2 separate regions of the Homo sapiens genome follow, and region 1 is linked to region 2. The links are chromatin loops, found by intact Hi-C in ENCODE. Cell type or tissue: PC-3. All regions are shown on one strand. Each heading gives the region's core, and the rest is flanking DNA. Links, peaks and the distances in the headings are about the cores only.

Region 1 (4,407 bases), core at 288-4,287, 93 kb before region 2:
CTGAAGTATAACAAACCGAAAAGAATCTCAAATATTTCTGCACCTGGGGTTATGAAGGACAATGAACAAGAGGTATCTCCAAGAATCCTGATTGATTTAGAAAACGTCCTCACCTTCAAAGTAGGAGGCCTTCAAAGTTGCTATGGCTGGAATATTTCCTTTTAAAAAGGATTTCATTGTGAGCATTCTGTATCTGCTCCATTCTTGCTTAATGGTAAAACTATGGAGAGTTGCAGATAGCTTGTTCTTTTAGACCTTTTACTGAGCAGAAACTCAAGTTTGGAGAGATTAAGAAACCAGAGTTGGTTACACAGCTCACATGGAGACAAGATAATATTCAAAGTCCTCCATATGTGCCGTACATCATGTTTGGTTTTCAGAAATCTTTCTCATATATTGTCTTATTTAATTTCCATAGCAATTATTAATGTAGGTAGTTCTTACAGATGAAAAAGATAGAGTCACATAGAAGTGACAAAACTCAAGGCTCAAAATATCTTGGTGGAAGAGCTGAAGCTTGAATGTATTTATTCTATCAATGCTCTTTCCACCTCTTTATAAGCCTCTTCACTTTCAATAGCAGCTCCTACCACCTAAAAAATGGCATTCTATTGTTCATACATATGTGAAAATGGTAACTAACAAGCCACATTGACCAGAATTTTGAAGTTGAGCTTTGCTTTTTTCCACTGATTTAGAAAAGATAACTTTACAAAGAAACATCATTTTACTACCTTCTCAATAACAGAACACTTAGTTCAGTGTGATATTCTTTAATGGTTTTGAAAAGAGATTTAGTTAGAGATTATTAATTTCGTCCAGATGTGAAAAAGGGTGAAGATAAAGTAAATATTAAGCATAAGAAAGGAGAAATGTGCTTTTCACTTTCACAAAACGCCTTTTGTTTGCCTTGCTCTTGACTTCTGCTGCTCACAACCGTATTTGATGGTCCACAAAACCAGAGCAGAATCAGAACAGAAGCAAAACAGGCTGTGGAATGGGCAAGTGTGTTCTACTGACTAGCAGGGCTATAAGTCTGTCAAGGCCTCTAGCTCACCTTTGTTGCCAACAGTCTCTGAAATAAAAAGTTGCTTCCTCAAATTGCTACTTACAGTTTTATACTAAAATTCTAATGCTAATCAGAAAATAGAATTTAAATAATGTCTGTTGGAGGAGGTAATTATGCATCCTTACTTGGTACCATATAGGCATGTTTATTTGCATATGAAGATTCTGAGACAAGAGGGGCTTCTCCCACCTTCAATTCTTGGGAGCTACAAGAAAAAAAAATTTAAAGTTACTTTTCAGAGCCTTACAAATAGAGAAGGCTGATAAGTCTTTGGAGGGCTGCCGGGTGCAGTTTTAATCCTCAAAATGTGTGTCTGTTCAGAATGCATAGTTACTACACATTCCCATTTGCATTTGCACCCACCCAGTGCTACAAAACTATTATGGCAAATCCAAAAAGCCCATTTCTTGCTGGCCAGCTCAAAATGCATGAAAATGGTGATCAAAGATATCAAAGGAGACAGTGATCCCCGGAAGTATTGTTTAAAAGTGATCCATAGAACAACATTTCCAGGGCAAAGAGTCCCCCATCAGAGCATATTTGTAATAATGTTGTGGCCTATTTCCACTAAGACAGAAAATGTGGCATTAAAAATGTGCCATGTCTCCGTCAACCTGTGACACATTGGAGGACAGAAAAGGGAGGATGAATATCATGCATGGGGATGATGAGGGTAGACAGACGAAGTGCTCAACAAAAAGGCAGCCCATGATCTGGAACACGAACACTATAAATTCACAAGTAAACCATTATTAAAACTTTCCAGATCCATAAATGCTGCCATTAATCACTTCCAAATTAACCTGATGTGAGTTAAATTATTGCAAGTTCCTGTGTAAATTAAATTATTATTAGTTGCAGGGTTTATTCGTGTTGGTAGAGGCTGCACTAGGAAGGAAGGGATAGTGAGACCTACCGGTTTCAATTTACAAAAGAGGGTTTGGGGAAAAATATTTTTGCTTGATTACGAGAGCAAAACCACTTCACAGTATAATATCATAATAATTATAGCCATATATCATAACATGTCATAAGTCCAGGACAAAGCTCAGTAGCCTTTCGTAAGCAGCAGCCAACAATGCAAGAAAAGCAAGTGAATGAGGTAATGGATTTCTTTTCCCTTATTCCACTAGAGAGCAGTGTTCTTTTGTACAAATCAGGTAGGTTGTTTGCTGCAAAGAACCTGTAGAGAAAATCTACATTAGGAGAGGTTTTATTAGCAGGAGAAAGGTCTCTTGCATAAAACTCTGCATTCTGAACAAAAGGTGAAGACAGTTTTTTCCAGCCAACTTGCTCTTATTGATGTAGGTATACCTCTGATACCTTATTTTCATATGGAAAAGTGTTGGTTATTCAAAAATATAACATGAAAACTATAGATTACATTCTATAGTAAATTTTTCAGATGGCAATCCTTTGCCAAAACAGATCTGTCAGTAACCAACTATTAGTTATCTTTATGGGTAATACAAAAATATTAATAATTTTTTTAACAAAAACTCCTAAACAATTCAGGAGCAAAAGAAAGAGTGAAGAGAAGGAATTTATGTGTGTTGTGGAGTTTTACCAACCTCCTCCTTTTCATTTTTTAACTCATTATACTGCTAGTACCTTTATTGCTGTTGCCAAGAACAGCAACTTTGCATGATAGACATTTGTCTGCTTCTCTAAGAGAAAATATTCTGTCATAGGCAATTTGGCTACAACTCTTTGATCTATAAGTTGACATTCCAAGAACCCCAAGGCCAAGCTAACAATAGCCGAAGGTTGTTTCCTCATTTGATGTTGTATAAATACGCTTCTAACCCTTCAGTTTCAAGTACTTGGAAACAGGCATAGCTAAACCATGAGTTTACGTGTTATGTGTGTATGTAACTGACTGCCTCTCTAGTTCAATATGAATTAAATTACTGGGTAATTTTGGTTTCTTCTAGAAGGAAATGAATATGCTCTTAAGTATTTAGAATCACTAGAAAGCCTTTTAGTTATTCCTGGATACAAATCAATGTCACCTGAAGTGTGGTTTCCTTGTGGATTCAGCCCCATTTTTCTCCATTTGCTTTTAGTATTATTTTTCTGATATATCACATCACTTTGCTATTTCTTTTCCCTAAACACACTGAACAATATAGTTGTAGGCAAAAATATCTTGGGAGAAAAATAAATGGGGAAAAATCTGAGGCCTGACAAATAACAATGGGAAAGGCCCTTCAGAGTATTCACTTGTTAATTTCGAGAAATCAGAGCATATGAAGTGTCAAGTTTGACACAGCAGATCCTGGGATTTATTTGAGCCTGCTCTTCTCTGCCTGTGTGCTGCACTTTCTGACACAGTACATGTTGAGAATTTAATATTCCTTGACCAAAATAAGTGTGGATTTCTTGAATTTCAAATCCAGATATCTTGAAGAACAGTGTTTCACATAAGATTTAGTACATAGACGGTGCTGAATAAACAGAGGTGGATATGCGAATGATTGAATTGGAGATAAAGTAATAAATCCCTCCATTTCAATCTGTTCCAATGCCTAATGCTTATGAGTCAGCTACATCAAAAGCCGTGCTTGTATCACAAAAACCCACAAATCTACTAATTAGACATCAAGAAGAGAAGAGGGGACTTAACGGAGTTTCTATAAACAACTAGACCTAGGTTTGAAGCATAGCTTTACCATGTATTTTATGTGTCACATATTAGGCTAAGTTCTTTGAACCTTGCCTTCAATATTTATACAAATAATGAGACTTAACAATGCTTCCCTGCCAAAATCATGTGGACAACTAATAACTATGTACTCAAAACAGACACTCAAAAACAGAAGAAATCATTTCTAAGTAAATAGGGGCACCCAGCCAGAGGTGTAATCTCTCACTTTTAAATGAAATATTTTGATTAGGTCAGATGATCTTAATGATCTAGGAGAAGTGCTAAAATATTGCAATAACATATTTTGCACCCATCTGTGAAAACGTCAGCTAAATAAATTATTAAGTGAACCATCTGATTTGAAATCTTTTGAATATCCCAGCCCTGGAGTAGGGGAGAACAGAAAATTTCAAAACATGTATATATATTTACATTTAGAATCAATACTTTGAAAGACACTTAAACTGAAAATGCATATACCCATTTGGGAGGGCAAGTTGGTGATATGTTCAAAACCATAAGAAATATTCATAAACCTTGAGGGAGTAATTCTATTCCAAGAAAGTCTTCCCAGAGAAATAACAATCAGAAATATGCAGTCAAAAACCTATATTTCTAGCTGTTTATAACTTTTTTTTAGTAATCGTGAAAAACTAGTTACAATTTAAGTGTCTCACAATAGGAGATTAAT
Region 2 (4,407 bases), core at 288-4,287:
AAGGCGGGCAGATCACCTGAGGTTGGGAGATAGAGACCAGCCTGACTAACATGGAGAAACCCCATCTCCAGTAAAAATACAAAATTAGCGGGGCATGGTGGTGCATGCCTGTAATCGCAGCTACTCGGGAGGCTGAGGCAGGAGAATCGCTTGAACCCAGGAGGCAGAGTTTGTGGTGAGCTGAGATTGTGCCATTGTACAAGAGCAAAACTCCATCTCAAAACAAAAAAACAAAAACAGGAGCTAAAAATGTACACACTACTTATTAATGTTTTCAAATCAGTAATAGACATATAGGGTAGCAAAGCCCTGGTTTTATTGTTTGTTCACACCTGACATCTAAATTTTGACATTGAATTACATTAATACTGTTGCCTCCATGGTGGAAGTTAACTGTAGGAGAAGTCACGATACCTCGATTAAGTGAAAAATACGTAGAGTTTATCTTGTTAGCAACAAGACTCTTTTTAGAGACAGAAAAGGTACAGCTACTCTGAACTTGAGCACCCCAGAAAAGGGTTCATTGGAAGAATAAAAAAAAGTTGTGTAAACTGAGTATGTTAGGTCATTCTTGTGTTTCTATAAAGAAATATTTGGAGCTGGGTAATTTACAAAGAAAACAGGTATAATGGGCTCATGGTTCTGCAGGCTATACAAGTGTCTGCTTCTGGTGAGGGCCTTGGGAAACACAATCATGGTGGAAGGCAAAGGGGGAGCAGGCATCTCACATTACCAGAGTGGGAATAAGAGAGCAAGGAGGGAGTTCTACACACTTTCAAACAACTAGATCTTGTGAAAACTCACTCATCACCAAGGAGATGGTGCTAAGCCATTCATGAGGGATATGCCCCCTTGATCTAAACACCTCCCACCAGGCCTCCCCAACCTCCAACACTGAGGATTACATTTCAACTTGAGATTTGGAGGAGAAAAATATCCAAACTATCTCACCGAGGAAACTGCAGCCATGATATGGCCAATGGCACAGGAAATTTGTTTTTCCTCCAGCATTACCAATGATAATTTACCTTGCAAATAGAATGACCAAGTGCAAGTTCCTTTCCATAGAAATCATTTAGCAAGGGAACAGCACCTGTTCAAGAATCTGTGAATTTCTAAGGGAAAATTTACATCTTTATTTTTTTACATCTTGAAGATTTAGCATTTTCTTTAATCATGACTGTAGCTCTAACCGCAGTAATATTAGAAGCACCTAGTCATTAATATAAATCAGATATTTTTATATCACCTTACAGTTTATTAACATATTGTTTACATTAAAGTGTATTATTTAATGTATTGACATATTTTAAAAACATTTTGATTACATTTGAATATACTAGTTTTTTCATTCTGTACATTTATTTATTTAAAAACATTAGTTTGAGAGACGTTTTTAGACTGACAACTAATCCATTGTGCAAGAAAGATGGAGAATTTCTGATCTAGTCTAACTGCCCTAATCCAAAACATCTTAATCTCAGTCCTAGTTAATTATTATTTTCCTCACTGATTTTACTCCTTCCATTCTTGTTACTCTAGAATCAATTCTACTTCAAATACCAGGGGTCTCTTTAGAATATGTAAGTACTGTCTCACTCACTCTCTTGCTAAAAATCTTCTGATGCTTTCCCAGTACACTGACTCAAGTCCACATTCCAAACCATAGTCCAAATGTCACACATCTAGTTTCTTCCAGTTTCTCTGACCTGACCAATTACGCTTTTCTTTACCTACTCTCCTGGCTTTCTTTGTATGCCTCTGTCATAAATTTGATATTGTCTATGGCCTTTGTTTGGCTTTGGTCCTTAGTGCTGGCTGGAATTCTCTCCTCCAAACGCTTCTCCCTACCAGATACTTGTATGGCTTCCTTCAAACCCACCAGGTTTCAACTCAAACACCACCTCCCAACATTATCCTTGATTACCCAAACTAAAGCAGCTCTTTCTTCCCCAGGTCCCTGTGTCATGTCACAGAATTGGCTTCAGAATTGTTCCCACCACCTGAAATTATCTTCATATCCACATATCTATTATATTTCTTGTTCAAGAGTATAAATTCTAAGAGGGCAAAGACTTGCCTGTTTGGCCTACCACTTTAAATTCTGCAGTACATAATGGGAATCGTATAAATATTTTTGACTGAGCCTCATTAGTTTATTGATGAGGAAACTAGGGCACAGGGTGCCTGATGAGTTTCCTTGTCATTTCATATCATAATGCAGACACTGTAAACACCTGTAATTAAACTTTTAATGGTCTGCTGGTATTTTATTTTTGATTACAGTTAAACAAATTATTCTATTATTGAAAAATACAACTTCTCTTGTATTGAATGAGCTTTTAGTGATTTGTCACACTACCTCCTAAAAGCTTACTCACCTAAGCACAAAACCCCAATTATTTTTACAGCACTGGTTAATTTTCTCTAAAATTTTTCTGAAATTGATGTCCCAGTTTCTGAAACTGTATCTTCTTAGGCATAGATTGTTCCTTGGATCATTTTTAGAATAATAGTGCCCTCTATGTTTAACCAACATTAGATAGTCCACCAAAGACTTCTTGGAAGGTTTTTAAAAGACAACTCATTGTTTATTTAGTCTCTGGTTACATTAAAAAATGAAACTCTATACTACAATTATAGTTTAATTTCAAGACCATTGATTTGTTTAGTTGCCAAGCTTTTGTAAATACTTGAATATATATTTCATTAGCTTGCCATTCATTTAGAGTTGGAAAAGTTAGAATTTCCTCTGCATGGAAAGAATCTGCTCTACTAGATCCAGTTTGTTTATTTTCTTGAAATAGTTGATGCAAATAAACAGTCTAGTTGAAAACAGGACTTTGGCTGGTCTTTAAAGCCAGCTGAACTAATAAACCAACTTGTCAGTGCTATTCTCCCAGATCATATTTTCCCTTGATGCTGTTGAACTATAGGGACACTCATTTATTATAGGATTTGCGTTCGTAATACCAGTCAAATCATCTGAAAATCTAGATCTTTTGGACAAAGTAATAAACAGATGACCTAAGTGGGATTACACTTTTACAAAAGAGCTTTCTCTGCTTTAGTTCCAGATATGGTTGGTTTTCAGCCTGGTAGTGTGATCAAAGTCAGATATCTCTGGAACAGAGTGAAGGAAACTAATGACTGCCACACAGGATAAGCAATAGGCAAGTCAGGCAGGTATGCAGAGTTGTCATGGACACAGTGATGATTATGTTTCATGTTGTTAAAATAGTAAGAGTGAATCTGGACGGTAAAAAACCGAGTCATGCCAGAGCACTTGAGTCAGCTATGTGTATGCCTGCTAGGGAGTTTTCCTTTGTTCTGCATAGAGGCAGTCAGCTTACTTTAGTGGCTTTTCCTTGCATGGCATAATCACCAGCTATGTGATTAACCATGTCTAGTTAAGTTATTTCATCACATCAAAAGTAGTGTAAAATAGCTCTTCTGTTGACTGGAAAGCTGAGTTCAGTGGTTATGAATGTACCAGACATCAAAGAGCTCCATTATCCACAGACTATATGGAAGCAGGCCAGCAGCATTCAAAGTTTCCCCTCTATTGCTCTTTCCTTTAAGTGGAGTCAGCACCTACTAGACTGGAGGGAAGGAAGTGATTTCCATAATAATCCATTCCTGCACTCTTTAACCAAATAGGAAGGATGGTGACCAGCTGTTCTGTATCTCCACCAAAGGCAGATAAAGGGGAAAAAATGTGTTCATTTTATAACAGGAAGACACCACTGGGTACTGGCTAGAAAAAAGAGAAAAAGCTTCTAATTCTGGCTTTTACCGCTATTAAGTTCTACAATTATGGCTAAATTGTTTAGCTTCTCTTGAAGCATCTCTGAAAGACTAGAACTAGTTTCAATAATCTGGAAAGTTCTTCAGGGCACAAATCATATGCAATTTTAAATATTTGATTCTATGTGTTACCTAAACTTGAAACAAGTGAATGAAAAATATCCAAATATCAACTCCAGGAAAATTTTAGTATAGGGAATACAAACCATGTCAAAATGTGCCTTGAGAGTGCAAAAAAAAAATACTCAATAAAGTCTAAGTAGATTATCCTGATGATTACAAGTGTTCACATTTTTAATGTATGCTTATCTCAGCTTGGGTTCCCCAGAAGCAAATCCTGGGATGAGGTTTCGTACAAAAGTGATTTATCAGGAAGTGTTCCCTGGAAAAATTGGTGGGAATATGAGAAAATGGGATGCTGAAGGGAAAGAAAAACAAAAGTGTAATATCAAGCAAAATGCTATAACATAATCAGTTCAATCCTCCAGAGAAATAGAATTGAGATTCAGGCCATGTTTGGGAAGAAAATGATAGGAAAATCCAATAGAGGAGTGATATAAAATAAAAACTATGTTTCCTTATCAGAATAGTTTGTTTCCA

What was found. Hi-C counts contacts between places; a loop is a spot of excess contacts. Peaks named below come from ENCODE experiments on the same cell type or tissue, not always from the same donor. Only the 100,000 strongest peaks of a DNase experiment are listed, where the experiment ranks them.
Region 1: it touches region 2 in a loop (8-fold over the local background); 1 of 110 quality-filtered maps calls a loop at or near these places.

What each region holds. Positions count from the first base shown.
Region 1 is chr9:80,603,127-80,607,533 of GRCh38, forward strand. No RefSeq gene overlaps it. Among named protein-coding and RNA genes, the nearest start is that of LINC01507, 780 kb to the left of the region's middle. In PC-3, for the core only: a CTCF peak has its summit at 2,185 (motif pointing right); no DNase peak of the experiment used is centred there.
Region 2 is chr9:80,696,363-80,700,769 of GRCh38, forward strand. No RefSeq gene overlaps it. Among named protein-coding and RNA genes, the nearest start is that of LINC01507, 870 kb to the left of the region's middle. In PC-3, for the core only: a CTCF peak has its summit at 2,509; a DNase peak (open chromatin) is centred at 3,289; H3K4me3 peaks cover 534 bases; H3K27ac peaks cover 1,340 bases.